2 separate regions of the Mus musculus genome follow, and region 2 is linked to region 1. A link is a loop called in an ENCODE intact Hi-C map of the cell type or tissue named here. Cell type or tissue: gastrocnemius. All regions are shown on one strand. Links, peaks and the distances in the headings refer to the core of each region. The heading gives the core; the rest is flanking DNA.

Region 1 (16,753 bases), core at 4,912-12,911:
TTCTGGCTAAACTCTGGTTGTAGAAGAATTTGAATAATACACAAAGTGCTGTGGTTTATTTGGTAGCTGGATGTAGAACATTATAGATCATTTATTTATTTATTTATTTATTTTGGAATGTTTTGTATTGAAGCCCAATAAAACTTGAATGTGTGTCTTTGTGGTGTTGGGTTCTTTTTTAAGCCCTTTTTGTAAGTAGAAATTCATTTTAGGCTTTTCAGGGTTTTTTTCCCCACCTAATTTTCCTCCCCAAACGTCAATTCTGGGGCACTGTTGATTTAGGTATAGGGACAGCCAGCAGACCCTTACCTTGATGGGTGACTCAGTATAAGATTGGGTTTTTCAGTGTGACCTCTGGGACTGCCCATGTAGCATGCATACTCCACGATCCAGCAGGCCTTCAGAACTGCTGTCTCTTGCTAATTCTGCTTTCTCTCTAGGTTGAAGTAGGGAATGGTTCTCTAGTGAGTTTAAATTCCAGTTTCAGCATTATTACTTGAGGGAACTTTGGAGAAATTAATCTGTAATTGATCTCTCACCTGTAAAGAAAGTTAATAATATGTATCCCAGAGGTGGAAGAGATTGACTTCATGAAACTGTCTCATAAAGTAAAAGCTACATAAGTATTAAATGATATTATTTTCTATCAATTTCTTTTTGTGTTATCTTCAGGGCTGGGCTTTGGGACCCAATTAGTTTCCCCTTTTGTTAGGGACTGAAAGTTCTTACAAGCTGTTTTTTTTTTTCTCCTAGGTTAGTCATAGTTAACTTTTACTTTCCTCCATTCACGATCCACCATTAGCAACTATTTTAATACCATGTATATCCTTATGTATAAGATCTTATTAATTAAGGGTTTTGTTTGTTTGACAAGGGTCTCTCTACATAGTCTGGCTGTCCTGGAACTCATACAAACCAGGCTGGCCTTACAGTCACAGATTTATCTGCCTCTACCTGCTGAGTGCTGGGATTAAAGGTGTGTGCCACCATGCCCAGCCTTCATATTGATATTTTTGAGACAAGGTCCTCACAGAACATAGACTGACCTCGAACTGCTTTCCCCTCTGGTATGTTAGATAGGTTTACACTACACCATGCCAGCACACCAAGTTTTTGAAGGGCTAGGAATAGAACTCAGGGCTTATGTTTATGCTAGGCAAGCACTCTACCAAGTTATATCCCCAGCCCTCTATTGCTATTAGTTCATTGCTTCTGATTCTAGCATAGCTTTTACTCCATGCTGAAACCCCACCCATGTTTGGCCTACGCATTCTTCCCAGCTTGATTCATATGCCCTTAGGTTGTGTGTCCAGGCCTGCTCAGAGCTTTCTGACATTTTGGCCCTGGCTCTTCAGCTGCTGGTTGAATATGGTTTTGGTGACTGTAGAGGAGGACAGAATCTTGCAAACTGTCCCATCTGTGATTTTGCTTTTAAGCAGAGGGATGCTTATTTCTACAGACTGTAGGGCAAGGTGCTTGGGCTTAAGCTGGAAGAAGTCCAGGTATCAATGTTCTGTCGCATCAGAGGCTTGCTAAGGTCCAGTTGTCACATTCTGAGTTCATCCCAGCCGATACTCAGCAGTATCTGTCAGGAGATTATTAGAAGTAAGCTTTTGTAGAGCTATCGGGAAGCTCTGATTCTCAGAGCAACTTGTGCTGAAACTTAATACACCCGAGCTTGCAATTTTCTTTGTAAGTGCAAGTAAAAGTCAAGACTTCGTGCATTCTCTGTTTGAAGGTCATCCCTACTGCTACTGTAGTGCACTTGGGATTTCAGTTGGTACTTTACGAATCACAAAAGGTAGCTTGATTATGAGCCTGCCTGCCAGACATTTGTGGCAGCTCATTTCCCTTTCTAAAGAGCACTGGGATGTCTGAAGACATTGCCTAACAGACCCCATATTGTGCGTTTACCTCAGGCTGGATTCGAGGAGGAGAAAACACTATTCTGTACAAGGAAAATTTGGTATGGGTTTCTGAATGGGTAGAGTAATAGAAGTAAAGGAGAATAAAGAGTATAGGATCGCCGGATAAAATAACAAACCTTAAATTACTCTAGTTGCTTCTGGTAGGGTTGAGATTAGAGTGCCCAAGGGAGACCCCCCCACACACACCTTTCTATTCTTCAAGACCTACTGTAGGGCTATTCTAGAAGATCAATGAAGAGCCTCACCACCTACTTAATCAAATATGGAGAGGCACGGTTAGGACTTGTTAAATGTTTAAGGGATACTGGTACCACAGTAGCAGAACCTACTAGAAATCTGCTCTCTACTGCTGGAGGAACTACATAGGGAAGTGTCTTGCCAGATGTACTCAACTGTAAAAAAACAGCCTATGGGTGTTTCTGGGGACTCTGTTACAGAGTCCAGAACATATGTGCCCTGAAGGAGCATAAAACCCAGACAGGCTCCTCAGGCTACAGACGTCTGTGCTGTGGAAGCAGGAACCAAACCCAAGTCCTGCGGTGGCGGCTTACTAATACTTTGCTGACAGGACCTCCAACTGGGCCAGCTGGCAAAGGCTCAGAATTCGTTTTCATTGAGACAGAATGAATTGAGAGTCAGGCAGTTAAAAATGACTGTAAAGGGTACTGGTGGTCACCTAAACTAATTCTAATGTTTTCTTCTTTGTAATTAAAATAAGTCATAGCCAGGCATGGTGATTATATACATTTTAAAATCTTAATCCCAACTAGATTTCTATACAATTGAGACCAGCCTGAACTAAACAGCCTAGATTGACCTTGACCCCCTACCCATACTTCCCCAGTGCTGGTATTGCAAGCATGTACCACCACTGTAACTAGTTTATGTGGTGCTGGGGATGGAAGTGAGGGCTTTTTGCATTGCTGTGCTAGCGCTCTACCAACTGAACTATGTTCTCGCCCCATTCCTTAACACTACAATACCTTACTTAGTTGTGGAATAGCATGCACTTTAGGCAGGCATGGTGATCCACACCTGTAATCATAATATTTGTGATGTAGAGACTAGAGGATCAGGCTGGATACATTTCATAGTTTCTTGATTTTTAGATAATGGTAGCATTTTATTTAGTGTTGTAGTTGAGACATCATTACTTTGTGGGTGGAGCCTTTTATAGTCTACTTATGTGTTGTTTTATTGTGGGATTCACCTATGACCTTGTACATTCTACAACTGAGTTATATCTTTAGTTTTGAGACAGTTTCACTAGGTAGCCCAGGCTGGCCTAGAATGTTCTATTGTAGACCAACCTGACCTTAAGCTCTTGGTGACCTTCCTGCTTTTGCCTCCCACATGCTAAGATTATTGGCATTAGTCACCATACCTTGCTTACCTTTTTTGAGGCAAGATCTCATGAGGCTAGCCTTGAACTTATCCTTTCAAGTACAAGGATTTCAGCTGTGTACCACCATGCTCAGTTTTATGTGCTGATGGGACTTGAACTTGGGGCTTTAGGCAAGCACTCTAGCAACTGTAGAGATATATCCCAGCCCTGGCTTGACTTTTTAAAAGTTTGTATTTTATTCATAGGAGTCTTTTATGTGCATCTGTGTACCACTGGCTTGACTGGTGCCTGAGTAGTCTAGAAGAGGGTGTCAGATCATCTTATAGATGGCCAAGAGCTGCCATATGGTGGATCTTCTTGAAGAACAGTCAGTGCTCTTAACTGCTGAGTCATCTCTATCTTCCCTTGGCCAATAAATTGTAAAAGATAGATGTTCAACACCATAAGAAAATGCAAATCAAAACTGCTGAGATTCTATTTACTTATTCAGAATGACACTCTTTTTTTAAAGATTTATTTATTATATGTAAGTACACTGTAGCTGTCTTCAGACACTCCACAAGAGGGCATCAAATCTTGTTACGGGTGGTTGTGAGCCACCATGTGGTTGCTGGGATTTGAACTCAGGACCTTTGGAAGAGCAGTCGGTGCTCTTACCCGCTGAGCCATCTAACCAACCCCCAGAATGGTACTCATTAAGGAAGGAGTAACAATGAATACTGGCAAGGATGTGGGGAAAAGGGAACCCTCCTTATTGCTTGTGTGAAGGTAAGCTTGGGCAGCTACTATAGAAGCCAAACTATACCATACCTGGCTATTTACTCTAAGGACTTCCTATCAACTCTTGGAGAGATACTTCTACATAGCTGTAGACTATATTCACCACAACTAAGTTAGGAAACCAGCCTAGTTGGCCAAGAGAGGAATAGATAGAGAATCTGTGCTACATGTAGAAAAGGCATTTTTTAAAATCATGTTGTCTATAGGAAACTGGATACAACTGGAAATAGTCATTAAGGGAACTTACAAAACAAATTTTTTTTTTTTGCTCATATTTTGTCTGTAAATTTTGTGGAAATAAACAGAACCATTCAATCGTATGTTACATGGCTGTAGAAGTAAAGCAAAGGAGAAGAAGCCAAGCTTTGGGGAGGTATAGGTGAGATTATCCTGAACATAATGCATACTTAAAGCATCTCTTGAAACTTTGCTTTATAGCAGACACGAGTGTTCGCGCGGATTCCCAGGCCATTCTGTGAGAAGGGAACCTTGTGACAGAAGCCTCATGTTTCCTCCCGCCTAGGGACACATTTGCTGATAGCATCTCACAGGGAAGTAGAGTCTGAGCACAGCACGTAAGTGTTGCTGGACCTGGGGCAGAGGTCAGAACTGGAGTTTCAGAGAGGAAGAAAAGCACAGGGTCCCCCAGCTGTCTCTTGGAGCCTTCCTTGTGGGTCATTCATTAACAACTAGCTTGAACATTCACAGGGTGACATTTTTCCAGGCCTAGAAACAATTCTAGCTGCTGTGGAGTTGAACAAGAAGAGAAATCCTAGAGGTCATACAGTGTCGCAGCTCTTGAGACTCTGACCTAGCCAGAGTGGAGTCAGCTTAACACCCAGACATTCAGTTGAAAAGCCACCACCCTTGAGAACCTGTCCCTGAGTAAGAGCTGTTCTCTGTACCGAGGCTTAACAAAGCCTAAATTGTGCTCCACTGGGAGCAAGGAAAGTTACTGTGGCCCAAAACAATGGTCTCCTTTTTTTAAAAGAACAAAACAAACAAACAAAAAAAAAAACCTTTTTTTTTTTTTTTTTTTTGAGATAGGGTCTCACGTAGCTCCTCTCCCCTTTTTCTCTTCATCTTTTTCTCTTTCTTTCAGCGGTTGTTTTGTTTTTGTTTTTTGAAGCAAGGTTTCGTTCACCTTTATAGCTCTGGATGGCCTGCACTCAATGTGAGGCTGGCCTCAGACTTGAGTACAAGGATCAGCAAATTTGGTTTGTTTTGATTTGTTTTTGTTTTTTTGAGGCAGAGTTTCTCTCTATTGCCCTGGCTGTCCTGGAACTCACTTTGTAGACCAGGCTGGCCTTGAACTCAGAAATCCGCCTGCCTCTGCCTCCCGAGTGCTGGGATTAAAGGCGTGTGCCACCATGCCCAGCCAAGGATTGATGAATTTGGGAATGAGGCAGAAGAATCAGGAGTTCAAGGCCAGTTTTAGCTACATAGAGAATTTAAGGCCAGCCTGGGCTATATGAGAGGATTTCTAGAGGCAGAAACTAGATCGTTTTAGTGTAGACTTGAATGTTAGATGGAAATGTCCTGTTGGATTTTAACAATGGTCACACAGCGCTTGTTATAGAACTAGAAAGTACAAGTGTTAAAAGGTTTTGTTCCAGAATGACTGGTACATGATAGAAAATTTTAAAAAGGCAGGACTGGATTAAGTTCATCTGGCCTTAGGATGAAAGTTATTTAGGGGAATATTGGGACTCCAGCCCCATCCTGTGTCTTTTGTGTATCAGGCATTGGATGAATAGTGTTGCCCCATGCTACAGCCATGATATGGGACCTCATTGCAGGCTCATAAGCAATATAGTAAATATTATCAGGTACTTCCAGTTTTAAATGAAAGGTAAAACATATACTCAAACTAGCTTTATAATTCCCAACTAGAGCCAGACATGGTGGATCACGCTTGTAATCCTAGGACTTGGAAGGCTGGGGCAGGAGTATCGCCACGAATATAAGGCTAGCCCAAACTAGAGAGTGAAATCCTGTCTGAAAGAAAATACATAAAATTAGCCAACAATCAGAAATGATCGAAATGTTTAGACTTGTCACTGAATAAACAAAATGTCATATAGTCATTTGGTGGCATACTATGTTGCAATAAAAGGAACACATGAATACATATTACAACATGTGAAGCCACAAAAGCAACAGAAGGGCTGATGTTACTCACAAGGGTGTGTAACTCGAGTTCTAGGGGTTCTTGCACCCCCTCCTGTCCTCTGGGTACTGGATGTACATATTGCATACATGTAAATGCAGGTGCTCAACAGCTACAAAGAACCATGTTGTCTAATATTCCATTTATGATAAATATTCAAGAATGATGAATTTATAGAGACAGAATTCTCTTAGTCTTGAGGAAGTAAAAATTAGCTGTGGGTAGAATTTCATCAGAGGAAATTCCTTATAACCAAATTTCATCTATTCCAAAACTCATATTAGATTTTGAAGATGGTCATGCAGCTTTGTAAACTTGCCAAAAAAAAAATCTGTTACAATTATAACTGAATTTTGTGCTTTCAAAATGACACCTCAATAAAGCAATTTTTACAAACATCTGTTGAATGTGAAAGTGTGATGATTGTCACTAGTACTTATGGGGATACAGTCTAAGACCACACTCATTTTGTTTTCCTCTGCTATCCCAGAGAGCAGCTTGCTGGGGTTCCATGTGCTCCTTCCTGTGTTTTAGTTTTTGAGGAGCCACCATATGGCTGTACAACTTTACTAATGCCTTCCCTATCACCTGTGTGCAAGGCTTTCCCATTTCCTCATAGCCTCACTCACACAACAGCCATTCCTACTGAGTCAAGGTGACATTTCAACGGAGTTTGATTTCTATCTCCCTGATAGTGACGTGGAACATTCCCCTGTTGATCTGTGGGTCATCCTTTCTTCCTTCTTTCCTTCCTTCCTTTCTGTTTTATTTTCCGTTTCAAAACAGGGTCTCAAATAATAATTAAGGCTGGCTTGGAACTCATGGCAATCCTCCTGCCTTGGCCTCCTAGTGCTAGGAATATAGGTATGTGCCACTTCACTGGCTCTGTGTGTCTTTTAAGAAATGTTTGTTTAGAGCTAAGTGTGGTGTCATATACCTCTGAATTCTAGTTACTCACAGAGAGTCAGGAGATTGGGGGAAAGGTCATCCTGGCCTACATAGTAGGACCTGTCTCAAGAATATAACAGAAACAAAGAAGGTATGGCAGGGGGAAATAAGAGAATTTCATTAAGATATTTGGCTTGATTTAAAAATTGGGTTACTTCTTTCAGGTGTCCATCTCACCTCTTGTACAGGCTAGCTTCCATCTCATGGGAAACCTGGTGAGCCTGCAATGTCTGGACTAATTTTTTTGTTGGTTAGTTTGAGATTTCTTTTTCTTTATTTTTTTACCTTTTTAGCTTTGACTTGTTTGAGACTTTTGTCAATTTTGGATATTAAAAAGTAGGAAAAAATGAGGATTGGCAAGATGGCTCATTAGGTAAAAGCAATGGCTTAGAAAGTGATGGTCTGGCTGGTCCTCTGAATCCATGTTGGAAGAAAAGAACCAACTCATGGAAATTGTCCTGTGATCTACACACACACACACACACACACACACACAAACTTCTGGCTTATACCCTCTTGTGAGATATACAGACTTTTGCTCTGTTGATGGCTTCCTCTGCCATGGCTGTATAACAGCATTTTTGTTGGGATGTGGTCCTACTTGTATATTGTTTATTTACAGTGTTTTTGCTGCCTTATCAGAAACTTGCCCTTTCCGGTGCCATGATGAGCCCTCCCTTAGCTTATATGGTCTTATATTTAAGTGTTTGATCTGTTTTGCACTTATTTTTATTTTATTTTTTGTTTTATGAGACAGGGTCTCTCTGTGTAGTTCTGGCTGTCCTGGAACTCACTCTGTAGTCCAGGCTGTCCTTGAACTCAGAAATCCACCTGCCTCTGCCTCCCAAGTGCTGGGACTAAAGGCATGTGCCACCACTGCCCTGCTTTTATTTCATTTTTATTGTTTTTTTTTAATGTTCTTTTTTTTTTTTTTTTTTTTTTGGTGGTGGTGGTGATTAGAGACAGGGTTTCTCTTTGTAGCCATGGCTATCCTGGAACTAACTCTGCAGACCAGGCTGGCCCAAACTCACAGAGATCTGCCTACTTCTGTCTCCTGAGTGCTGGAATTAAAAGCATCCACCACCATCAGTCAGCCTGAGCTGATTTTTATAACTGATAAAAGGTAGGAATCTGTTTTCAATTTTCTGCTGTGAATATCTAATTTTCCTAGCACCACTTCTTGAAAAGACTGTCATTTGCTCATAACACCAGAGTCAATATAAAATGAGCAAATCAGTCTTTTCAATATTGACTCCGTTGTTTAAAATCAGTTGGCTATAACTATGGATTTATTTTTGGGTTTTCTACCCTGTTCCTTGGTGTCTTTGTGCATTATTATGTCCAAAGCAGCATGTTATTTTGGTTATTATATCTTAATAATGGGTTCTCTTAAAAAAAAAAGAAAGATCCATTTGTGTGTGTGTGTGTGTGTGTGTGTGTGTGTGTGTGTTCCTATGTATACAGGTGCATGTGGGTGCCCTTGAAGGCCAGAAGGCATTGGATCTGTTGGAGCTGGGGATGTGGGGAATTGAATTTGCAAATGTGCTCCTTACTACCAAGCCATGACTCCAGCTCTGGGCTGTATTGTAAAGCCAGGCAGGGCAATGCTTCCAGCCTTGTTCTTTTCGCTGAGTGTTTTCACTGACTTTGCAGGGTCACCAGAAGGATTCCTATGAGATGGAGGCTAGCCTGAGCTACAAACCATGGGTGGGCACCTGAAAGTAACCCAATTTTTAAATCGAGTCAAATATCTTAATACAATTCTGTTATCCCCCCCCCCCTTTGACTATTTAGTGTCTTTTGTAGTCCCTTATCAATTTTAGGATACTTTTTCTATTTCTGTAAAGAATGTAATTGGTATTTTGATAATGGTTGTTTTTAATTTGTTGACCACGTTGGGTATAAAGACTATTTTGACACTATCAATTCTGTCAATCAGTGCCACCAGTTATCTGTTTATTTCTGTAAATCACTTTCAATTTGTGCTGTGCTTTGGTTGTCATTTGTACCATACAAGTTTGCCAGAGCTTAGTCTCCAGAGAGTTTTATACTATGGAACCTTAAGGGCTAGAGCTCAGTAAGAAGTCCTTAGGCCACTAGGGTGTGTCAATAGAAAGCATTAAGTAGTCTGTCTGGGACTGTGAATTCTTTGGTTTTAAGTTTCTTCTTTTTTTGAGAATTTCTAGTATATATATAATGAAAAAGACTCCTCGTTGTTTTCTTCCTCTAACTCCCCTCTTTAGCCCCCAATCTGTTCCCTTCCAACTTTGTCTTTTTAAAAATAATCCACCAAATCCACGTAGTGCTGGCTATATGTGCATGGGTTTGAAGTCATCCACTGCCGATGTCAGCAACAGTTGACTCAGGCTTGCTCCACTCCCCTGAGGCAATGAGTTTGCTGGGCTGAGCTAATTCTTGCCAGTACAACATATTATAAAAGACTTAGCCTGAGCTGAAATAAATGGTGGCTCTTTAATCCCAGAATTTAGAAAGCAGAGAGGCAGAGGAATTGCCACACACTCAAGGCCAGCCTGGCCTACATAGTTAATACTAGACTAAGGAGCGTAGAGTGGGCCCTTTCTCAGAAAATGAACAGATGTGCTGGATAGATAGCTCAGCACGTAACCCTTCCTGCTCCTCCACAATGTAGAAGTCAGAGGATAGCTTGAGGGAACTGTTTCTCTCCTTCCATTACTTGGGTCCCAGGGAGTAAACTCAGGTCACCCAGCTTGGTGACAAGGTTTTCTACCCACTGGGCAACCCTGCCTGCCTTTTTCACATCTATTCCTACTCCATTATGAAACAATTTACAATAGCCATTGTAAGGAATCAACCTTAGTGTCCATTGACAGAGAGTGTGTGTGGTGGGGGTGGGGGCGGGGGCAAGAGGAAGAAAGGAGAGTCACTATCCATAAACTGGGTAAAATTCTGTCTGATTCAACATCATGGATAAGGCTGATAGACATTTATGTTAAATGACATGTCAGAAATAAAAATACCAAATGATCTCATTCAGGCATGGAAAATTTTAAAGCAAATATATTTAGCCCACTGTAAGAGCACAGTGGGCATTGCAATAATGAAGGAATGTCCTGTCTACACGTGCTATGTTTAAAAATTGACTTCTTGCGTATTTGCATATGTGCAGTCACAAGACACTGGGGAGGGCAAGTGGGAGATGTTGGGTAATAGGTATGCTTTTGTAGTTAAACAGTAGGAATAAGTTCTGGTGTGCCATTGCACAACAGGGTACCTACTGAACAGTAATGTACGCATTTCAAAATAGCTAGGACGTTGTGAATACTCTTATTGGAAAGGTTATGGATATGCTAATTATCCTTAGTTAATCCCAAGGTTTCATGTTGTACTCCATATGTATTTAGAGATATCTGTGAATTACAAACCACATTCGGAGCTGGCATGGTAGTGTGGGGCTGTGATCTCAGATACTAGAAAGGTTAAGACAGAAGGAGCACAAGTTCAAGATCCGCTTAGACATATTAGTGGGACTCTATTCTAGAGTAGAAAAAGTGACAAGACGTAGAGCTTTTTTTTTTTCCTTTTGGGTGTGGTTTCATTTTGTTTTCCTGTCTTGGAGGGATTTGTTGTAGTGGGTTTTGTTTCTTTTTTGAGAATGGACTTAAAAGTTGGGTCGGTATGGAGGGGGAGAGGATCTGTGGGGACTTGGGGGAGGGGAAGAATATGATCAAATTTGAATCTGAAATTTGTTTTTTCATATTATTTATTTACTACTATTTATATGAGTACATTGTAGTTGCCTTCAAACACACCGGAAGAGGGCATCAGATCCCATTACAGATGGTTGTGAGCCACCATGTCATTGCTGAGAATTGAACTCAGGACCTTTCAGAAGAACAGTCAGTGCTCTTAACCATTGAGCCATCTCTCCAGCTCTTGAAGTTTGTTTTAAACGATGAAAAATACTAAGCAAAGAAAACAGGGACTGGGTTGTAGCTCAGTTGCACAGCACTCACGTGCCACATGCGAGGTTCTAGGTCACAAGACTCCAGCACTGCACAAGAGAAAAGTTGGATAGGCCTGGGGTGTGGCTCTGCAGGAGAGTGCTTGCCTAGGGGTCATATACCCTTGACTAGGGTATATGCAAGAATAGGGGTTCATCCCTAACGGGGTCCAGAATTTTTTAAATAAAAATAAATAAAACAAAATAAGCTCACAATGGTAAAATATTATATGTCCACTAGAAAGGGTAAAGAGGTTAGAAAGTAATAAATTCTGGAAGATGTGGAGAAAGAAGTTGCTGATCTTGAAGGCATGGTGTGTTCACTTTGGGATAGAGATTGGCAGTTTCTTAAGATGAAAAGTGTAAGTTTACAGTATACCCAGGGATGTTCCTCCAAGATATATGCCCAAGAAGGAATGGATAAATAAGAATGCACAACGACTAGTACAAGAATTTCCTAGCTGGATTACTTAGGCTAGCCAAAATGGAACCGGTCCAAATGTCCATCCACTGGTTACTGCATACGTAAAAGTAGGTGGCAAAATATTGTTAAGCCATAAAAGAAATGTCCTGACATGTACTACAACTTGGATGAAGCTTGAACACATGATACTTAATGTTAGAAATCAGACACAATAGATCACATGTTATACAAGTCTATTTATATGAAAAGTTTATAATAGGCAAATTCATAGAGATAGTGATTGCAGGAGCCTTATGACAAGAAAGAGAATTTAAAATAAATGGGATCTAAATAAATTACCTAAAACAGACTTATCCTGATAGTTATATAATTTGGTATTATCTTTTTAGAAATGTCACAGACCAACTGGGTGGGAGGAGGCAGAAGGAGGGGCAGGATCAAGTATGGGGAGAGGCAGGAGGGACGCGCAGAGGGCCAGGAGAATGAATGATAATATGAAGCAGTGGGAGTTAGCTAGTAGTGGGAACCTCTAAAAAGTCCTAGAGACATGGGATGTGAGAGGCTACCAGGACTCAATGGGGATAATATTTGCTGAAATGTCCAGCAGTGGGAGATGGAACTGGAAGAGACCACCTCCAGTAGATAGACATGGTCTCCAGTTGAGATAGGGGAACACCCACCCATCTTCAAAATGTTTAACCCAGAGTTGTTCCTGCCTAAAGAAAATGCAGGGACAAAAATGGAGCAGAGACTGAAGGAAAGGCCACCCAGTGACTGGCCCAACTTGGGATCTATCTCATTCACACACACACCAAGTCTCGACACTATTACTGAGGCCATATTGTGTTTACAGACAGGAGCCTGATACTGCTGTCCTCTGAAAGGATCTACCAGCAACTGACTGGAACAAATGCAGATACTTTCAGCGGACCACTGGGTTGAGGTTGGCAATCGATATGAAAGAGTCAGAGGAAGAACTGAGGAACTGAAGGGGGTGGCAACCCTATAGGAAGAACAGCAGTGTCAACTAACCTGGACTCCTCAGAGCTCCCAGAGACTAAACCAAAAACCAAGGAGCATACATGGGCTGGTTTGTGGCCCTGGGTAGAGGGCCTTGTATGGCCTCTGTGGGAGAAGATGAATTTAATCTGTGGAAACTAGATGGCCAAAGAAGAGTGATGCTGGTGGGGGTGGGTGGGCAGATTTAGGAGCACCCCCTCAGAGCGGGTGGGTGGGAGACGGGGGATGTGGTAAAGAACTCGTGAAGGGGGGGCTGGAAAGGGGAGCAACTTGGAATGTAAATAAATAAAATAATTTAATAAAAAAAATGTCACAGACCAAGAGGCAAAAAATATGTCAGCTGGAAGAAGGGTGGGAACAGTACAGAATGCTGACTCCAGGAGTGACTTTGTGGCTATTACACTCTTCACCCCACAAGACTGAGCCTGTCAAAACTCCATCATGGTTAGGCATGATGGGGTTCACCTTGAATCCCAGTACTTAATAGGCAGATGCGGTTGGATCTCTGAGTTCCAGACCAGCGATGGCTATAGAGAGAGATCTTGTCTCAAGACAAATAACTGCAAAAGCAACCAAAAACCCCCATGGCATGGGAGCAGGGGGAACTCACTGAGAACTTAGATGCAATGAAGTGTTGATGGGGGAATTAGAGATACTTTCTTTAAGTGATTTAGCTATAAACAACCCAATGAAACTTAAAAAAAAAAAAAAGACTTGGTAGAAGGGTTGCTACCCTGAAAATTGGAATTTACAAGAATGTGAGAGGAGGAAGGACAAGAGAGGGTGATGGGAGATGAATATATAGTCAAAGTGCAGTGTCTGTGTGTGTGTCTGTGTGTGTATCAACTCATTATGTACAATTAATATATACTAATAAAGACATTTTAAACTGATAAATTGGGCCAAGTATGGTGGGTGGCAAATGCTTCTCATTCAGTAATTGGAGGCAGTAGAAGGCAGGTTGGTTCCAAGTTCAACATCATCTTCAGCTATGTAAGGAGGCCAAGGCTGACCTGGGCTATATGAGATCCCGTCTCAACAAATGAACCAATGAATTGTGTACTTGAAATGGATAAATTATATTATATTTAAAATATGTATGGAGCTGTAAAGAGCTAATAGTGAATTTCAAGATTCTGTTAATGTTGTTCTGTCCATATGTCTTTTGAGTCTTAACTGGTTTATTTTGTGGTCATTCTACCTGTTCCCCGAGGCTAGTCTCAAACTTGTGATCTTCCTGTCTCAGCCTCTTGAATGCTACTGAGATTAGAGGTATGAGCTAACCCTCTAACAATTTCTGAGTGTTCTTTTATGTACACTGTCCCGTAAAGGCCTATACTTTGTCTCTTGGGCTAACAGCTAAAAAGGAAGAAGATTTAGTTTAGCTCCTGGTTTCAGTCCCTAGTCACTTGGCCCTATTCCTTCCTGACCCTTATATCATAAGTCATCATAGCAGAAGCATGTGGTAGAACGAAGTGCTGGTAGGCAGATAGACAAGCTGTAGGACAAGGTATTCTCCCCAGAGGCAGGCCAGGAGACCAACTTCTTCTTACCAAGCCCTTCAAACCTCTCAATAATGTCATATTATGATTCCATCAGTGAATTAATCCATTGATTATGTCACATGTTTCATGATCCAAATGCCTTACCAAAACCCCAGCTCTAAAGCATTGCAAAAAGGGGACAAAAAGTTCACCACATGGGTTTTGAGAAGCAGATCTTGAGTCTGGAGCCTTAGATCACTTAGGAATCCTGACACCCAACCTATGAGTTTTAGAACGACACAGTCACATCTGCTGTGGTTGGATCATCATGAGATGGTAGGGTTGCTGCCTAATATGGGCGCAAAGTATGCCTGACATTCAGTGACCTATGGGAGGAATCTCTTGGTATTCATTATGTATCAAACTTGCTATGTATCCTAGTTTGGTGCGTGTGAGTGCTGGGATTACAGATGAACACCATTATGCCCTGGAAGGACACTTACTCTGCTTTGGATAAACTACCACATTGGTGGAGCTTTTTGGAAAGGTGTTGCTCCAAGTGAATGAGTTTCTAGTACTTATGGGATGAAAAATGTTGTAAGTGAAGTTCAAAATTATTTAGGGAGAGTAAGACAGTGAAGGTCCTCTTCCTTTCTCTCTGCCCCTGCCCTGCATGCCCTAACCTCTGCCCCTAGACCCCCTCCTCCTTCCTTACCCTTTACCCTTTTCCATTGCCAGTTCTCTTTGACTCAGCTAGTGGACAAAGTCTGATTCTTGTTTGTTTCTGCTTATGCAGGACTCAAGCAAAGAGCTTCTCAGGAGTTTTGCAACTCCCTCCTGTGTAAATGCTTACAGAATTCATTTTACCAGGGGCATCTATAGTTTTTCCACTTGCTCAGAGTCCCAAACACCAAAAAAGGAATGGAAACTGATGGAAAGTTGCAGTCCGAGAGCCATCCTGTTTTGCAGATCAAATGACATGCTAGTAGTATGTGGTCTGTATGTTGGTGTAAGTGTTGAATCCCAATCCCCATTATGCTTTCAGGAGTTGAGTTGATGTAGCAGTGCCACTTGGTGGTAGGGAACTTCTCTGTGGCCATGGCATTTATCCTCAGCCATACAGAACAAAATTAAATCAAAACAAAAAAGAAGCTGGACATTGTGACCCTTCTAATCTACATCCTTGGGTGGTAGAGACAAGAGGGTTCCTGTGAGTTCAAAGGCAGCCTGATGTAAACTGTGAGTTTTCAGATCATCTAGGGCTACATAGTATGACCCTATCTCAAGTAAAACAAGCAAACAAAAACCAAACGAAATCACCTGAATGAACCAAAACCAGGAGCCAGATAGGACAAATGCTGGACAAATAGTCCCAGCACTTGGGAGACTGAGGCAGGAGGATGGAGTCTATGTTTTTATGATTGTGAAACAGGCCCTTTACTGACTGAGCTATCTCCCCAACCCCAGAATTCTTCTTTTTTTCTCAAGTCTTTTTTTTTTTTTTAAAGACAGGGTTTCTCTGTATAGTCCTGGCTGTCCTGGAACTCACACGGTAGACCAGGCTGGCCTCAAACTCAGAAATCTGCCTGCCTCTGCCTCCCAAGTGTTGGGATTAAAGGTGTGCGCCACCACTGCCTGGCTTTTCTTAAGTCTTACAACATTATCTGGATGTGCTTCACTTTATCCACATGAGGTTTTAAAGGTGGTGATAAGAACATAGATTACAAAACTACAGTGCTTGTTTGGGGAATCATGACCAGCATTACATTTTTTGGATAACCACACACAGACACATGGGGTATATGGGACATTCCTTACTCCTTTGGCCCACAAACCTCATTCACAGCAAATGCCCCCATTTCTTTGAGTGTGGGGGTAACATTTTGCAATGTAAAAGAGCTTGTGAATGTTGCTGGCATATTCTCAGTCACTGATGGTAGAAGGATGCTTTTTCTTTCTATCCTCTTTTTGCTGATTAATGGAATCAAAATGTTTGAAGTGTTGGGAATCTTAAATGATCATGTTTTACAATTCATGATAGTCAAGGAGGCAGGCAGATCTCTTTGAGTTCAGAGCCATCAGGGCTACATATTGAGACCCTATTTCAAAAAAAAAAAAAAAAAGAGCTCTATTTTTATTTTAGAGCCAGAAAAAAAAATGAGCTAGTATCCCTACCTATTGAAACAGGTGACATGTTATTAACATTGAAGAAACTTTGTTTTGCTTATATCATGTAGACTTGATACCAAGTGTGTGCTTCATAAAAAGAAAAACTGACAAATTGGAGTTCATCAAATTAAAACACTTTTTTTTTTGAGACAGGGTTTCTCTGTATAGCCCTGGCTGTCCTGGAACTCACACTGTAGACCAGGCTGGCCTCGAACTCAGAAATCTGCCTGCCTCTGCCTCCCAAGTGTTGGGATTAAAGGCGTGCGCCACCACGCCTGGCAAATTAAAACTTTTAATTAAGCATGGCAGTACACCTTTGAGTCTTAGAATATGGGAAGTGGAGACAGGAAGAACAGGTCATCCTTGGCAAGTTTGAGGCTAGCCTTGGCTACATTACAATTCTGAAAATTCAAGCTTTTATTCAGCAAAATCTTGTATGAAGAAAAGAAAATGGCAACCTACAAACCAGGAAAATCTTCTTAAAAACTTAGGGGCTAGATTAA
Region 2 (16,753 bases), core at 5,351-13,350, 140 kb after region 1:
TTTCCCTTTTTGGGGACCTCTGTGATTTACCTGTAATGCCTGCACTTCTACATGGATGTCACAGACAGGGCTAATGTTCCCAGCTTTATCCAAACCTGTCCTCACCAATAAGGAGCCTAAGATTTGGTATTTGCCTAAAGATTTTTCAACATGTTTTTTTCATCTTGGACAATGGGCAAAACAGTACAATATTCTTAGAATAAATTGAACTAGATGGCATGTCAGTACATGTGCGCTTCCAGATTGCCAGTGTGTTTACTGTTTGGTTTTATAATGTGTCTAAGATTCTGCAAAGTATGTTTATGAGACAGATCCTTGCCTTTTGTTCCTAAATGCTCATAATTTGGTGATATAGGTAGCACGGTTGAGAGAATTGTGGTCCATTGCAACAATAACCAGGACTTCCAGGAGTGGATGGAGCAGCTGAACAGACTGACCAAAGGACCAACCTCTTGCGGTTCATTGTCTAAGACCTCCTCCTCATCATGTAGTACTCATTCTGTAAGTAGTCCATTGGGATTGTTGGGATTATTGAAGTATTAGGATTAATGAAGGTTTCTTTCTTATTTTTTTTTCCTGTCAGACTTTGCCTACTAAAGATTTCTAAAAATCAGCAGCAAGCATGCCGTTTGACTTTGGGTGGTCTCTATTTATAGATTTTGAAGTACAGTTAAACTTCACTGATTCTGATTGCTCATGATTGTTGAGGCCCATTGAAATTAACAAAACATTTCACTTAGGTGTGTGTGCTTTTGGTCAGCAGTCTTAAGGGACCCTGGCTAACTACTAGCCAAGTGTTTCCTGCCAAAGGCCCTTCTAAAATGTTTTAATTAGAAACAAGACTTGTACAACTGATATTCTCACAGGAATCATGTGCTAAGTCAAAGCAGGGAGCTCACTTCCCTGAGTGCTTGAACAATTCCATGGAATCCCGTCCTCTTACATCTGCTCAGGAACTTGCATGGAAGGGACGCTTTTACCATTGCCATCCTCTGAGTTCTCAGAAACCAATAACTTGTGGAATTGGAATTAGTGAGATATCACTGTACTTGCTGGGTGAAACGGAAGCTTTCCTCTGTTGTCTGTTAACACTCAAACCTGCAATGCCAACATTCCTATTTTGAGTGCTGTGTGTCTGTTGTGGTGGCAGAACACAGGCTTTGGGTTCAAGTCTTGTCTTTGCCAATTACTAGCCAGTTTCTTCACTTCGCTGAGTGTCGTCGTAGTTTAGTTGGATGAAATAATCCATTTAAGATTCTAAGTGAGTGCCAAACACATCGCTGAACCTTGAATGGTTTCTGTTGTTCCATTTTCCTCCCTTACAGAGGATACATTTCTGCCTTAAATGGAATTGCAGAAAAGAAAGGACAGGGTCATGGGACACCAAGTCCATTTTGTGCTGTTCCTTAGAGACCCCATAACTTTATGTAGAAACTGTCAGCTTTCCAATTGGACACTTTCACTATTCCACATTCCCCATTTCATGTCTGGCTTTGCTGATCCAATGAAGCTATTGTCATTTTCTCACTGTGTGGTACCAGGTTGGGTTCAGATGGCAGATTGCCAGCATCTCATGAGACATTTTCCCAGTCTTTTAGCTCTACCGGACAGCCCCGAGGACCCTTGGAGCCTCCTCAAATTATAAAACCGTGGAGTTTAAGTTGCCTACGACCTGCACCTCCACTTAGACCATCAGCAGCACTAGGTTATAAAGAGGTAATTTTGCTATGTATGGTGTAAAATGCTTCTGACAAGCTAATTTTGGAGCTTACTGCAAATAGTTCAGTGAGAATATGCTAGAATTTATGATAGGATATATATATATATATATATATATATATATATATATATATATATATAGTCTTGACTTGCTAGATTCAGTGGTTGCTTTTTAATTTTGCATTCCCCTGTTCCCCATATATACACATTGATGGAACTGAACAGTTCAAGTACACTGCCTGTTTCTTTAGGTGTCTCTGTTTTCTCTCTACGAAGAGAGAATGATTCTTTAGATTAGCTAGCTATGTACACACATCTCAAACAAGAAATGCATCTTTGGAAGTTGCATTTCTAATCAATATCTGATACTTCATTTTGTAGCATGCTGATCAATAAAGCCCAATCACCAAACATCATGAGACCAACGCATGTGTCTCAACCACGAAAGCAATGTTTGCTATAGTGGGAAGGATAGAAGAATTACATGAAAGGAATGTCTTTTTTTACAGAGGGGCTTCTCAGTAGCAACTTCCTACACAGGGCATCATATCTGCCTAGTGCTACAAAGATATGTCATGGCCAGTGTGGCTGGTCCTCTGCTCTACAAGTGGAGTCAAGGCATGTCAGTCACTAGCTCCCTTAATGACACAGTATTTATTACCTTTTTCATCCAGCGATGTTTTCCCTTTTTACTTATTTCTACTTATTTCATATTTCGGAAAAGATTCTCATTTATTAATAACTACTCTTCAGGTCTTGTTGTATGAAGAGTAAGTTGCTGACAGTTATGAAATGAACCTTAGAATTTGGATATAAAGACAATGTATAATTCTCTGTTTGGTGTGCTTTGCTACTGGAGATGTTGCTCAGTTTTGAGTGTGTTTTGATTTGATCAATCATGCTTTTGTTCCCGTTAATTGTTGCCTCTGTCTCTCAGTGCAAAATAGAACAATATATAGACACTGGAGGATTTTTAACCCTTTCAACTGGCATAATAGACATGATTCTTGAGCATACTTTTAAAAAATGTAACCCTATAGAGAATTTGGGCAGGAAATGGTCCTGCAGATCTGCTTTGAAATTGGCCTACAACCATTCAGTTTTCTTTTAGTACTTGAACCAGGAGTTCCACTTTATAGTAACCTATTCCCATTTTTAATAATGGACATTTTGCAACTGTCAGTTACTGAATTCATACCAAGGCAAATTCTGAAGGGTCAAGTTGACTTTAATCCTACACATAACTAATCTATTAAAACTAAGGCATGATCACTTTGTTTCTGCTGGGGAAAGAGAGTTATTAATATGTTCTTGCTATTCCTGTGCATTTTGGTGATTTTTCGGCACTTTTAATACGGTAAAGAACTGGATTCTTTGGACTTTTGCATGAGGGTATTGCATCTGAGACTAATGTGGGAAATGTGGCGGTATTCTTTCTGTGTAATTGATGATAACACTAACATTTCAAATGTTGTTTTAGAACTATTGATAAATGGATGTGGTCATTATAACCATCAACCTCTCACGCTCATCTTTTCTTTCTTTACATATTCATTTTAGAGGATGTCTTATATCTTAAAGGTAAGGGTAGAACAGTGACATCGTAATGTCCTTGTGCTGTAACCTTTGGTGAATGAAGCTTTCCTTTATGCTTGTTTTGTCCCTTGCTATAATTGGTGGCTAAAATGTGAAGATGCAATTCTGACATGTAAGTACTTTCTTCAAAAGCAGGCTTGTGTTTGGTCCTTGTAAAATTTCACTTTATATATCATGCCTTTAAAATGCTCGTTTTCCCTATGTTTTTAATGCTAGCTTTTCCTCTTATTTTTTTTCTTAAATCACGTGTGGTTTTCATGTTTGCCTCTTTTTAAGTTTAAGTGGAGTCACCACGGCTAAGGGAAAGCAATTAAATCCTTTGTTCCCTATATTTTACAATACTAGTTATACCTCATGTATCAGATAGATATATAGATACATAGATTCTGGACAATATGGAATATCAGAATACTATATTGGGATTCTAAGTGTTCCAATTTGTTTATTTGCAAATTAATATTGAATAGATTTTTTTTAAAAAAATGTGGCAAAAAGCAAATTCACTAAATTTCACCTTTATTGAGCACCAATTAAAGGTGTGGTTTGGCTATATATAAGCCAAATTTATTTATCAGGAAACCCTTCATGAAATTCTCCTCTCTGAGAAAACCACTCTCTCCACCTTAATTTTCCCATCTGACTGATAGGAATTACAGTTTCCTTTGTAGGGCCATTGCTCAGCAAAACTTATTCAAGCAGTTTTAAGCTCTTAGAACTGTTCTATTAGTAGTTGCATCGCTTACTTAATCCACTTCCAACTATCCATGGTGAATATAAAACAAGTTAGGAATGCTAGTACTCTTCTGGGATTGAAATCCCATTACTTCTGCTGCAGATGGTACCCTAAAGGCACTGACCCTCCTGCACAATCTGCATCCTTCTCCATTCTTATTCTCATCCCTGTGGCAACGCCATTGCCTGTGCTTTGTTGAACCTTTCCGAGTTTACTGGAGCCATTTATAGTATGTGTGATCTAAAAGTCTGACCCTTCCCTAATGGATGTTATCGCGATGAGAGATGTATTCCGATTCATTTTATTTGTTTTATTTTCATTCGTGTTTGGAAGAGAATGTTAATTCATGGAGAAACTGCTACCCTTACAGGAATCTAGTAAGAGCCCCAAAACAATGAAGAAGTTTCTTCACAAAAGAAAGACGGAGAGGAAAGCATCCGAGGAAGAATACGTGATTAGGAAAAGTATGTGCCTGTACTTTTGCAAAGTTATTTATGGGTGAACTAACATGACAATGTTTAAAAAGCAGATAATTAGAGCAGTTTGTTCTTGGCATCATCTGTTGTAAAAAAATACACAGAAAATTTGCTCACTTCTAAGACTTCAGAATAAGCTTCCTCCTGCTGCACTTCCTGCTGACTCTGACAGACATCAGTCTGGACCATTTTCATGCTGCATCACCTCACCCCACCTGGTTTAGATCCCCCAATTGGTACCCATTTTCTAAGGGCACATTTTTCCCTCTAGATTTCTGATGCCTGGAATATTTTTTTCTGAAAAACCAAATGGACCTGAGGACAGAAATCGGTCGGACAGTCTCATGCTCAGGGATGTCCTCAGTTGCCCATGGAGTCAGTCTGCTGACATCAGAAAACAGAGCTGTATTTAGGAGATGCCTACAAAGTCAGCCAGACAATCGATATGTCTGTATTTGACTCTAAAATTGTGAACAAGGGAACTTTGGGAGCATACATGGAGACATCAGTGTTTTAGCAAGCAATGCATATATCAGTTGCAAGTATAGTTTAGTTAAATCTTTCCTGTGGCTAGGGACATAGCTTAATTCATAGAGTGCTTGTTGAGCATGCACAAAGCCCAAAGTTTGATCCCTAGCATGATATAAACCAGGCATGGTGGCATGTGCCTCTAATCCCTGCTTGGAAGGTGGAGGTAGGAAGATCAGAATTTCAACTCATCCTCAGCTACATAACAAGTTAGCTGTAACCCTGGACTGTATGAGACTCTGATATGATATAATAAATTATAATATAATATAATGTAATATAATATAATATATTAAAATTATATCTTTGCTAAACTTCAACTCCTGAAGCTCCAACCCCACTGTTACCTAAACTTATTAGTGGAACATTGCCATCTGAGTATTTAAAGACTGAGTTGGGGAGATGATAAGTGATATCTGGCTGGTTGAAAAGATGGGTGGGGTCAACAGGAAAAGACTCTTAAAGAAGGCAAGTCTTGAAATTTAATTGATAGAAAGACTTTGGTGTCCTGGATGAGAGTTAGAGCAAAACCAAGCCCACTGCCATCATTTTAGCCTTCAAGAGATTATTAATAAAACCCTTACTGCTTTAGAGTTCTGAACTTCAAAGCAACATTCCTTCCCCTGGGTAATGACCCCAGAACTCTTGGGGTTATTCTTGATAGCATTCTTTTGCCTCGTGGGGCTTGAACAAATTTCTACCTGCCTTTCAGAAACACTGCGAACCCTTGGCAGTGATGGGCACAACACATCATTTTGAGTGTTTGGGGTCATATATGTAGCAAAAGTTATTACTGATTAAATTTGACAGGTACTGCTGCCCTGGAAGAGGATGCTCAGATTCTTAAGGTGATCGAAGCTTATTGCACCAGCGCCAGTTTTCAACAAGGTAATGGCTCAATTAGAATTCGCCACACTGCTTTTGCTAATGAATGGGGTTTTATTGTTTAGTGCTCACTGTCTCTTAGAAGGAAAAAAAAACCTTCAATAAGATGGGGTTTGGGTTTGCAGGGTATGAAAAGCATGTGACTCAATGCAGAGCAGAAGTGCAGGACTGAATCTTTCAGATAAGGTGCTTTAGTTACTGGGTGGTTTGCTTATGAACTGTTGCTTTTCACCCAGAGAGAAAGAGATGCAAGAGGGAAAATGTTAGAGGTGATAGAAATGAGAAAAAAAATTTTTTTAAAGTCACTCTCTTTTGATCTACACAGATACCTCCACCAGCACTAGTTAGGAATTAAAGAGCCCAGAGAGTTCCTGTGTCTGCAAACTGATGCTAATCTCGTCTTATAGGCAGAATAGGAAAGGAAGTCAGAATACTATCTCTCATCAGCTATGTATTGAAGTGAGCGATGCTTCATCAGACTTGGGTTTCAAAGTTGCTCTGAAAATCCGAAAAATGTAGCTACACAGCTGAGACTTCACAATGTATAAAATGTCTCAAGGAGCTGTGAGATTTGGGCATTTGCCTAAACAGCTTTTAGGTTATACCCTTGAAAGCTGGGTGATGCCTTTTGACAAACCCTTGTGCTCTTCGCACTCTAGGTCACATAGATTATATATTTCGTTTTCTCTCATCTCAGACTTTACGCCATTACTGAACTGGCCCCTTTAGAGAGTTTTTCTCATCTGCATAGGGAATGAACATCCCCTGGTGCTGTAGTATTCACAGCTGCTGACCAGCTGCTTACTCGGAATGAGAGGGATTTCATAAGAGACTGCCTTAACACAAAGTAACACATCTCACAGGCTGTCACAAAAGGAAAGCATTTGATGTGGAAATCAATACATTTCACTGTGAACAGGGACAGTGTACCACAGATGCAACCTGGCTGCACTTCTGGCATGCTCGGTTCTAATAAGTTTTGATGAGCTGGGGGAGGAGAGTGAGAGAAGTTTTTATTGTGAAAGGTAGGGTGGAAATGGGGACGAGGAGACACCAGAGCATCCCTCATACAAAATCTGACCTTACCTCACCTCTGAGCCACTTGTTTTTCTACTTTGGTGTCTAGCCCTGTACTCAGAGGTAAAAGCTCAGGCATGTGATCTGCCCTAAGAAAAAGAGCAGTTTTGTTCCTCCTTCTTACATTCCCTTGGACATGTAGGAAGTATCCCGCTTGACACTCAGATGTGGCCAACATTTCAGCAGCATCATGGGCCAGTCTAATGTCCTGTTTCCCTAGAAATGACTGCTCTTGGCTTTCTTTTATCCATCCATTTATCTTCTGCATACTGATGAAGGGCCATTCTCCGAACACAGAAAGGGAAACACATCTTCCCTCTGGGGAAATGGAAGTGGTCAAGGAAAGCAGTGAATGTATACCTCTGTGCAGGATACTCTTCCAAAACAGTGACCTAGACAGTGGCTTAGACAGACCAAAGATTATGTCTCTGAACCCAGAGAGGAAGGATCTAGATTGCCAGGCTGGAGAGGCAGTGTGGGCAGAGAGAAGTGAAGAAACCTGAGTTTTGTTGCTGAGATAATCTCCCATCTCCACTGTACCCACCACCAAAATAGCTTTAGGCTGCTCTGCATTTCCTAGAGGACCATGGAAGGAACGAGTGCTGCTTCTGCAGCCCGTTTTGCCGTGTTGTACCCCAGAGCAGTGCTGCCTCTCAGCCCGATCTTCACTGAAATTAAAGAATTCCCAGTGATCATGGGATGTGCTGTGTGACTCTTGGAGGCATGCAGAGACTGGGTGATCAGTGATGAGCTCTTTGCTCTGGGAAAGGGAAAACAGAAAAGTCTGGGACTCCTACCACATCAGTTCCCCTTCTTGAAGACAAAATAAGGTCATTTGGTCATTTAGAGTCCCCTATCGGGAAGTGTAAAAGTGGCATGCTTGCCCTTTGAGTACAAGGGCATGAAGAATGTCTCTGCTGTAACTACAATAGAAAGGAACAAATACCTAGGTCTGCCTCTGATAACTCCCTACCCCATCTTACATGATCGTGATCATCACTTACAGGTACTCGTAAAGATTCTGTTCCACAAGTTCTACTCCCCGAGGAAGAGAAACTCATTATTGAAGAAACCAGAAGTAATGGGCAGACCATCATTGAAGAGAAGTGAGTAGAGAATGTTGCTTTCTTGACATGTCTGGGGCCTAAAGTAGGCATGACATCCTGTCTTAGGGCTTCTGTTGCTATAATAAAACACTATAACCATGAACAAGTTGGAGGAAGAAACTGTTTATCTCAGCTTACAACTCTCAGGTCACTCTCCAACGTCTAGGGAAGCCAGGGCAGGAACTCAAACAAGGGTGGAACTTGGAGGTAGGAGCTGATGCAAAGGCCGTGGAGGGATGCTGCACATACATAGTCCTGCTCAAGAGAACAGGCTAGAGTCCAAGTTCTTCTCTCAATTTGCTGTGTATTGTCAGGGTTATTGCCTGGGCTATTGTTAGTGTCACCCTGGGCTAGCTCTTCCACCTCTCTGAATTTGTTTTCCTCATCTGTAAAATGTGAGTGATGGAGATACTTTCTGTGTTATTTTTTGATCACAAAATGTTTTATAACCTTTATAAAGGTTAGCACTCAAAAATGTATGCCCATCTATAGTAATTATTGTTATTAAGAACATTATTATTGATATAGTAGTCATCATTAGCCTTGTGAAGGCTGCAAGGGATGTAGTATTATCCTTATTTCATATATAAAGTAAGTAGTAGCCATGACAAGACAAAAAGAAAACTGGTTACACATGTTCAAAATGACAGTAAGTGACAGAATAAAAACGAAAACCTAGGGCCTAGAGAGATGATTCAGTAGTTAAGAGCACCAGCTGATCTTTCAGAGGACCCTGGTTAAATTCACAAGACACAGGTAGGGCACCTAGCTCACACTGCTTGAAATTCCAGTTCTAGGTGATCTGGCGCCCTCTTCTGGCCTCCTTGAGTACCTGCATTCACATGCACATAAACGCACACATCAAACATAAAAATTAATCTTAAAAAAAAATCCCCAACTAAAATCTGATCTGAAAGTTCCTTGATTTGGAAGAAATCGAGAAACAAGGAATGCCACCACTAACCAGGGAACTTCATCATCATTTTTTAAAAATTATTATTTTTTTAATGTCCTAATTCTCTGTTATGAAAGGTTAGCTAAATAAAGAGTAATACCATAGCATGGCTATTGTAGCATATATAGGGTCTTGTGATAGCATAGCTTTAATTATATTGTAAGTAATATTTACCCCTACTCTAAAGCTGCAGCAATAAAACCAAAGGATGAGACTCTTTTAAAAATTGAACTCATAGGAGCAGAATAGACCAGAAGCTTGGAGGGGGTAGAAGAAATAGGTGATGGTGATAAAAAAAAAGTTTAATGTTCATTTGTATAGGGTGATAGGTAAGTTTTAGTCTATCTAACAGTGACTATAATTAATAGCAATATATATTGGTTTTTCAAGACAGGGTTTCTCTGTATCGCCCTACTGTCCTGGATCTCACTCTCTAGACCAGGCTGGCCTTGAACTCAGAAATCCATCTGCCTCTGCCTCCCAAGTGCTGAGATTAAAGGCGTGCGCCACTATGCCCGGCTTTTTTTTTTATAGCAATATTTTTTTAAACTTGAAATTTACTAAGAGCATTGACCTCCTGTGTTCCCAATACTCTCTCTCTCTCTCTCTCTCTCTCTCTCTCTCTCTCTCTCTCTCTCACACACACACACACACACACACACACACACACACACACACAAATTGTAGCTATAAATACATGTGGTGATGGTTGTGATAATAATTTCATTTATGACATAATTTCATAAGACAAACACACCAAAGCTGTATACTTTAAATATTATACTTTAAATATATCATTTCAAATTTGTCTACCATGTCCTCAAATTGAAAAAGAAAACACATTTCATTGTTGCAATCTGTTATGTTCTGGTCACATGAGCTGGGACTGAGAAGTGAACTGTGCAGTATAGAAATGATGCTGTAACATGGTGTTGAAATGAGCATATGTGATGAGAGGTTTCCTCCTATGAAGAGAAAGGATGTGGGTCATTCTTTCTCCCCATCAAGTAGAAACCCACTGATATTTCCATCTCTGTATTTATATAGAATGGTAGGCTCCTTATTTATCAGCACTTCAGTACCAACCATTCATTTATAAATTTGCTCTGTATATTTTAGGAGCCTTGTTGATACTGTCTATGCCTTGAAGGATGAGGTCAAGGAACTGAAGCAGGTAATGCATTACCAAAGCTATCTTCTCAGATAAAAATAGAATTGCTCTGTCTTCTTTGCCACTGGGAGAGGGATTCAGGAAGAGCCCAGGAGCAGATACTAAGGGAGGGTTGCTATTTTCTTTGTGGTATCAGGTGGGTTTTATTTATTTTACCATATGGCCTTGAATTTCTGAGCCTTTCTATTTAGATATATACAGCAGAGTCCCAAACTTAGATACAGCTTTCTTGTTCCCACACATCTTTTAATAAATGTAAGCAAGCTCAGGTATGGTGGTACCTGTCTGCAATCCTAGCCATTAGGAAGGTTGAGGTAAGGACATCATGGATTCGCTAGTCTGGTATAGCAAGACCTTGTCATGAAAACAAATAAAGGGAATAATGAAGGAGATATAAAAGAGGAAAGAAGTTAGTAAGGAAAGATGGAAGAGAGAGTTGTCTGTGGTGGTTTGTGAATTTATGGGCAGTGTGGTCCTATGTTCCATATGTGATAAGACTGATTGTACCTGTGAGAAGGGGATGCATAGGGAAGAGGGGAGTCGAGAGCCTGCAGGAGCACTTGTGGAATGCTTAGCATATCCTGGATGAGGCATGGTGAAGTCGAGAGCTGAGGCCGGCCAGTGAGGCCATGAGGAATAGAGCAAATATAAAGAGACATTGCAGAGTCGAGGCTTATGGCACATTATGGCACAGGGCAAGGATCAGGAGAGAACAGACATTAGAGAAGCGTCTTCCCTGGTTGTCTAATTTGCTATGGTGGGCAACCTCTCAAGGATCCAGAAGCACTGGAAGAGGTTTCGGGTAGTGGGAGAAGTGATACTAAGTTCCCTTTAGAACATAATAAGTTTAAGGTATTTGACCTGCCCCATTGATATGGCCCTATGGGTCTGGCACTCAGAAGATGAAGTTGGCACCAGAGATATTTGGGGAGCCTCTTAGCACATGCTTGCATTGAAAGAAAAGTAATCCTGAATGAAAAAGCATGGAGCAAGTTGTCTGTGCAGCAGGTTCCATCTGCAAGGACATTTGGAGAAAAGTGAAGAGTGTAGGAGGCTGCTTACACACAGGCAGAGAACCAAGAGACAGCCTGCTCTCAGAATATGTAGTCAGTGTGAAGGATGCTATGATGAGGAGGGGAAGTAGGAGGGGGAGGAACCCCGAGAAGGGCTGCCTTAGCTCAGTGATTAATAACTCTTTTCCCTTCAAGGAGAATAAAAAAATGAAGCAATGTCTGGAAGAAGAATTGAAGTCGAGGAAGGACCTAGAGAAGCTGGTCCGGAAGCTGTTGAAACAAACAGATGAATGCATTCGATCTGAATCCAGCAGCAAGACCTCGATTCTCCAGTAACCATCACTGTGCAGCTGAGCACAGTGCCTTCAGCACTCCTTAAAGTGGCCAGCTGAATGGTTTCACTGTGCATTTGAGCTTTGTGCTTTGTGGTGTTGGGATGCTCTCTCTTTCTTCCTCTCTCCCTTCCCCTCCCCCTTCCCCCTCCACTGTTTGATTCAGAGTTTATTGCTTGGTTATCAGTTGATTGACACTTGTTTTAACAGGGGGAAATAGCCTGACGTGGTGGCCAAAATGGCCCCAATACTTTGCTATGCCCAACAGCCCTTTACTACCTAATTCGCTGGAGGCTAAGCTTCTCAGGCTATGTATAGAGTAGGTGAAAATGAACACCTTTGCCCAGTGACCCAGTTGCACTTCCCTTTACTATCATATGGCCCCCTTCAGTACTTTAAGAACTTATTGCCCATGTTGTCTGTTGAGATCAAGAACAGTGTAGTGCCCTTATGCCCTCTGCCCTCTGTGCTGTTGTCCATTTAAAGTCAGTGTGGTAGGAACTCCAACCATCCACACCAGCACCAAGTCTCTCAGCAAATTGCTTCAGGCAGTCCTCCGTCAGCAGCAGGGCAAAGCAGCTTGATGGAGTACTTATCCCTAGTATAGCGTAGCTTTACAGCCCAGCCCTCTGCCTCTATGTAAGTTTTCTACCTCCCCTCAACCCCATGCTTTTAGCCAGCCATACAAAGTGGGGTGTCAATGATCATGGATTTGCTTTGCTTATCTTGTCAGTTACTGTGAGCAATGACTTTACTTTGAATATTCCCATGACAACCTTTTCACCTTTCTAAACAACTTGGGTGAGAAAATATTGTGCCCTCGTACACCTTCCATCCCATCTCACCAAGCTCTGGTTTCTGCAATGAGAAGTTGGACTCATCAGTGGCCTCTAGGATGATGATCCAGATTATAGACCCTGAGTTAAAGGGCCCCTCCTAGCTGGAGCAGGCTGTCAGTGAAGCTGACTATTTGAAACTAGTTTGTTCAAGTTGTTTATAATGTCAAACCATTGACTTTGTATGTGGTCCAGAAAAGTGACCCGTGAGAAAGCAGATTTCACAGAGAGCCCCAGAAGAACACTGTATACCTAAATTCAACACAAGTCAAAATGGGCTGAGGATGGAGGAACACAGCTCTCACCTACCTCCTCAGATGACAGCACAACTTGGCCAGATGGCAAAGTCACTGGAAAAAGATGCAGAAAGCCAACCAAAGGCTTACGTGTATATTATTTGATTGGGCCCTGTAAGGGTTGTTTCAAAACCAACCTTGAGGCCTAAAAGCTTGTTGAGGAGCCCTTTTCCTTTGTGATATGGAGGCTCTCACAGTTTCCATAACTTTATGGTACAGTGCTATTATCTCATGTTACATGGCCAACATTATAGCACCCACAGGATGTGGAGTATTCCTAAAGGCCAACCTCAGACAATCGCATAGAGCTATCTTTGTCAGCTTAGAGAGTAAAGGTTGCTAAGAACAGCTGTCCTGTTTCTAAGCCCAGAGATTTCTATGAGACATCTTTCATGTAAAACATTTTTACAAAAGGAATAACAGTAGCAACCCACATGTTCCCATTTGTCCTGTCTGTGCTTGGTCAATAGTTGGCAATCAATGTGCAAAATTTGTCCATAGGAAAAACCACTTTTGTGGTCGCCAAATAATTTAGTTCATTGCTTAAGACATTGAAAGGTCTCATAAAGGATGTGTACATATGCATGTTTGGGGACTTTGCCCTTATGAGGAGAGGCCCTTGGTACTCTGGATAAGGAAACTTGTGCAGTGGGCTGCCCATGCTTACACACTAAATAATATAAAGGAAATGAAGCCATGTTAACTCCACAGTCATGTCTCCATAGTTGTGTTGTTTACAATACTCTGGAAGTAAACTGCTGCCCTTAGGGGCCTTTCAGTTTCCCCTCTGTTATGTCCCTTCTTATAGGAGCTCAGATTTTCTAAACTTGTTTTTATTTTAAAGACTTTTAAAATGGACATTTTCAATAAACAAGAATAAACAGTGCTTTATAAATAAGGTCCTGTGTTTTATTTTTTTCTTACTGACTGATGTAGAGGAAGGTTGTTCTTTAAATGTCATTTTATTTTCAACTGACAAATATGAATTGTTGGTGACAGTGGTGTGAGCTTTCATTCCACGCATACATCATGACATCCATGCATGCGTTGCCTCAACTATTACAATGTCTATAGTGAGAACTTTGAATGTCTTTGCTTTTAACTTTTTTGAGATAGACAAAGAAATATTAACTATAGTCAGTGTATTGTATACATACAAATTCTTCCTGTTTTACTGAAACTTTGTCCATTTTAATCAAAATACTAGCCTTTCTCTTTCCTCACTCATGCCCTGATTAACTCCTATTTTCCCCTACACGTCTATGAGCTTCTGTTTTTATATTACACATGTGAGGAATGAATGAGATCTTGCAGCATTCACCTTTCTCTGCCTGGCTTATTTCACCTGGCACAATGCCCTCCAGGTTCATTAATGCTGTTATAGATTAGTTTCTTCTTTTTAAAAGCTGAGTAGCATTCCATTATGTATATAGCATAATTCTATCCATCAATTGATTCATAGATCCTTACAATAATTCCATTCACCTTCTATCTATCTATCTATCTATCTATCTATCTATCTATCTATCTATCTATCTATCTATCTATCAGCAGCAAGGTCTCACTGTGTAGTCATGGCTAGTCTGAAACTCACTGTGCATACCAGGCCAGACTTTAACTCACAGAGATCTGTCTTCCTCTGGCTCTCCAGTGCTCAGATCAAAGTGTGCTTAACATCATGACCAGCTTTAGGCTATTCTAGATCCCAACTAAGTGCCCAGTACTCAATCATTCTGTTTCTTTTAGAAATAGTGAGGAGTAGGTTGAGGTTGGAAATTTTAGCTAGTCCACTCGCATCAGCCTTCCCCCAACCTATCTTTTCCACTTAAGGTTTTATTTCATATTGTGATCATACCTGAAATGTAGTGAGCAAATGTCACCCACTAGTGACATAGAACTTTCCTTAACTGCCCTATCTTTCATCTTCTGGCTTCAACTTACAAACTACTTGAACTATATCTCACAAATTTCCTTCCAACATTAGACGAGATACATTCATTTTCCTATCCAAGTGCTCCTCCATCTTTGTATTTTACAAGAGTTTGTCCATCTGTGATATTTTCAGTTGTGATCTCTGGTGTCACCAGGTAGGATGAAACGTATGAACGGTGGGCTGGGGAGACAACCCAGTTGGGGAAGTGCTTGCCACAAAAGCAGGAGGATCTAAAGTACATCACCAGAACACATGTCAAAATAGTGCTGTGGTGGCTTGCACCTACAGTCCCAGAACTGAAATGGCAAAGACAGGTAGATTCCTGGGGCTTGCTGGTCCACCAGCCTAGCCTGCTCATCAAGTTCTAGGCTAGGGAGAGTCCCTATCTCAAAAACCATGGTGGGACTGGCAAGATGACTGAGTGAAGGTGCCTGCCCTGAAAGTTTGATGACTTGAGTTAAATTCCTAGAACACTCATCAAGATGGAAGAAGACAACCACCTCCATGAAGTTGTCCTCAACTGTCTCCCTACATGAAATGCTGCATGTGCATGCCCTACCTATCATAAACACATTATAATAATGAAGTTAAAAAATCCAAAAGGTAGATGAGTCTTGTGAACAATACCTGATGTTGACCTACCTATGCGTTTTACATCTTTACTCTCTCATGGACACACACATACACACCCCCACAAACACAGCTCCCCCCCAACCTGAGAGAGAGAGAGAGAGAGAGAGAGAGACAGAGAGAGAGAGACAGAAAGAGAGAGAGAGACAGAAAGAGACAGAAAGAAAGAGACAGAAACAGAGGCAGAAACAGAGACAGAGAGACAGAGAGGGAATTATTTGAGCTAGATACTGTCTATTCTTCTCCCCATGTCCCTCCTGAAAACATAAAAGGAAATATACAGTTTGTTAAGTTGCAACAAGGGTTCTGGATTCAAAGAGGGTTCGCATATACTTCATTTATGCCAATATTTGGGGTGGAGTGGAGAGTATTAATTTAGACAGCCTTCCGGTGGCCTGTAGGACATTTCCAACATATTCTGGTCTCTGTAGTCCACATTGTTATGTCTCTGCTCAAGTTTTGTGGGTGACACTACAGCAGTAGCAGTGACAGGCAGTAGTCATAGTAGTATTTGGGTCACAACTTCCGTGGAATGATTGTGAAGCCATTAATTCACCAGAATACCACTGCCTTTCACTTCCTTGTCCCCACATTTTTGGAGAGACTAAATTAACTGTCTGCCTGAGCTGCCTTACTGGTTCTTCCTTGCTTTGAATAGTTAAATTTAAGTCCCACATACTAGCACTTGGTTAAATAGTTCACATATTTAGGCTCATCAAACCTTGAACAACACTGTCAGGTCTTTCTTGCTGTTATTCTCCATCTAACAGGTGAATAAAAGTACCCAGATATTGAATTATATAGTACTTCATGGTAGGGGTGTGATTTGAGCCTATATTCTGGTCTATCTCTTGGAACTGAGCTTTCTATACCACATTTCTTCTGCCTTTTGTGCCCATTAAACAACCCTTGTGAAATCCGCAGAAAGCTCCATTTTGTGTTTATTTTTGAGTTTGTTTGTTTGTTTGAGACAGAATCTTGTGTACTCCAGGGTGACCTCAGATATACCATGTAGCCCAGGATGACCTTAAACTTCCAATTCTGCTTCCACTGCCTCTGAACTCTTGGATTACACATGTGCATTACTAAGCCAGGTACTATGACGTACTGGGTATTAAACCCAGGGCCTCATGCATGATATGCATGCACTATGAATTGAGCTACATCTCTAGTCTACCAGTGAACACTTGTCAAATCTAGGGAATTGCTTTTCAATACCTCAAAGTGGCTTCTCTGTTGTATTCAAACTCTATTCTTTGCAACTGAAGTGGTCTTTTGTTTGTTCATTTTTGAATGAATCTCACAATGTAGCTCAAACATGGCTGAGTAAACTCAAGTGTATCTTAAGCTAGTCTTGAACTTGTTAGTTTTCTGCCTCCCTAGTGCTAGAGTTACAGATTTGCAGGTGTGCACGGTTGCACATGGCCCTTTGTGCTCTCTCTCTGTCTTCCCCTTTCTCTCCCCTCC

Evidence for each region. Peaks named below come from ENCODE experiments on the same cell type or tissue, not always from the same donor. Only the 100,000 strongest peaks of a DNase experiment are listed, where the experiment ranks them.
Region 2: it touches region 1 in a loop (2.2-fold over the local background); 3 of 42 quality-filtered maps call a loop at or near these places.

Annotation. Positions count from the first base shown.
Region 1 is chrX:57,366,752-57,383,504 of GRCm38, reverse strand. It overlaps a transcript of Rbmx not described here. Among named protein-coding and RNA genes, the nearest start is that of Snord61, 16 kb to the left of the region's middle. In gastrocnemius, for the core only: no CTCF peak of the experiment used is centred there; no DNase peak of the experiment used is centred there.
Region 2 is chrX:57,228,353-57,245,105 of GRCm38, reverse strand. It overlaps Arhgef6 (Rac/Cdc42 guanine nucleotide exchange factor (GEF) 6), which reads left to right. Exons shown (of 22, transcript NM_152801.2): 15 at 356-501; 16 at 1,591-1,716; 17 at 3,280-3,300; 18 at 4,419-4,512; 19 at 5,863-5,940; 20 at 8,021-8,120; 21 at 10,195-10,249; 22 at 11,455-13,621. The coding sequence ends at 11,595. Among named protein-coding and RNA genes, the nearest start is that of Cd40lg, 25 kb to the right of the region's middle. In gastrocnemius, for the core only: a CTCF peak has its summit at 8,932 (motif pointing left); no DNase peak of the experiment used is centred there.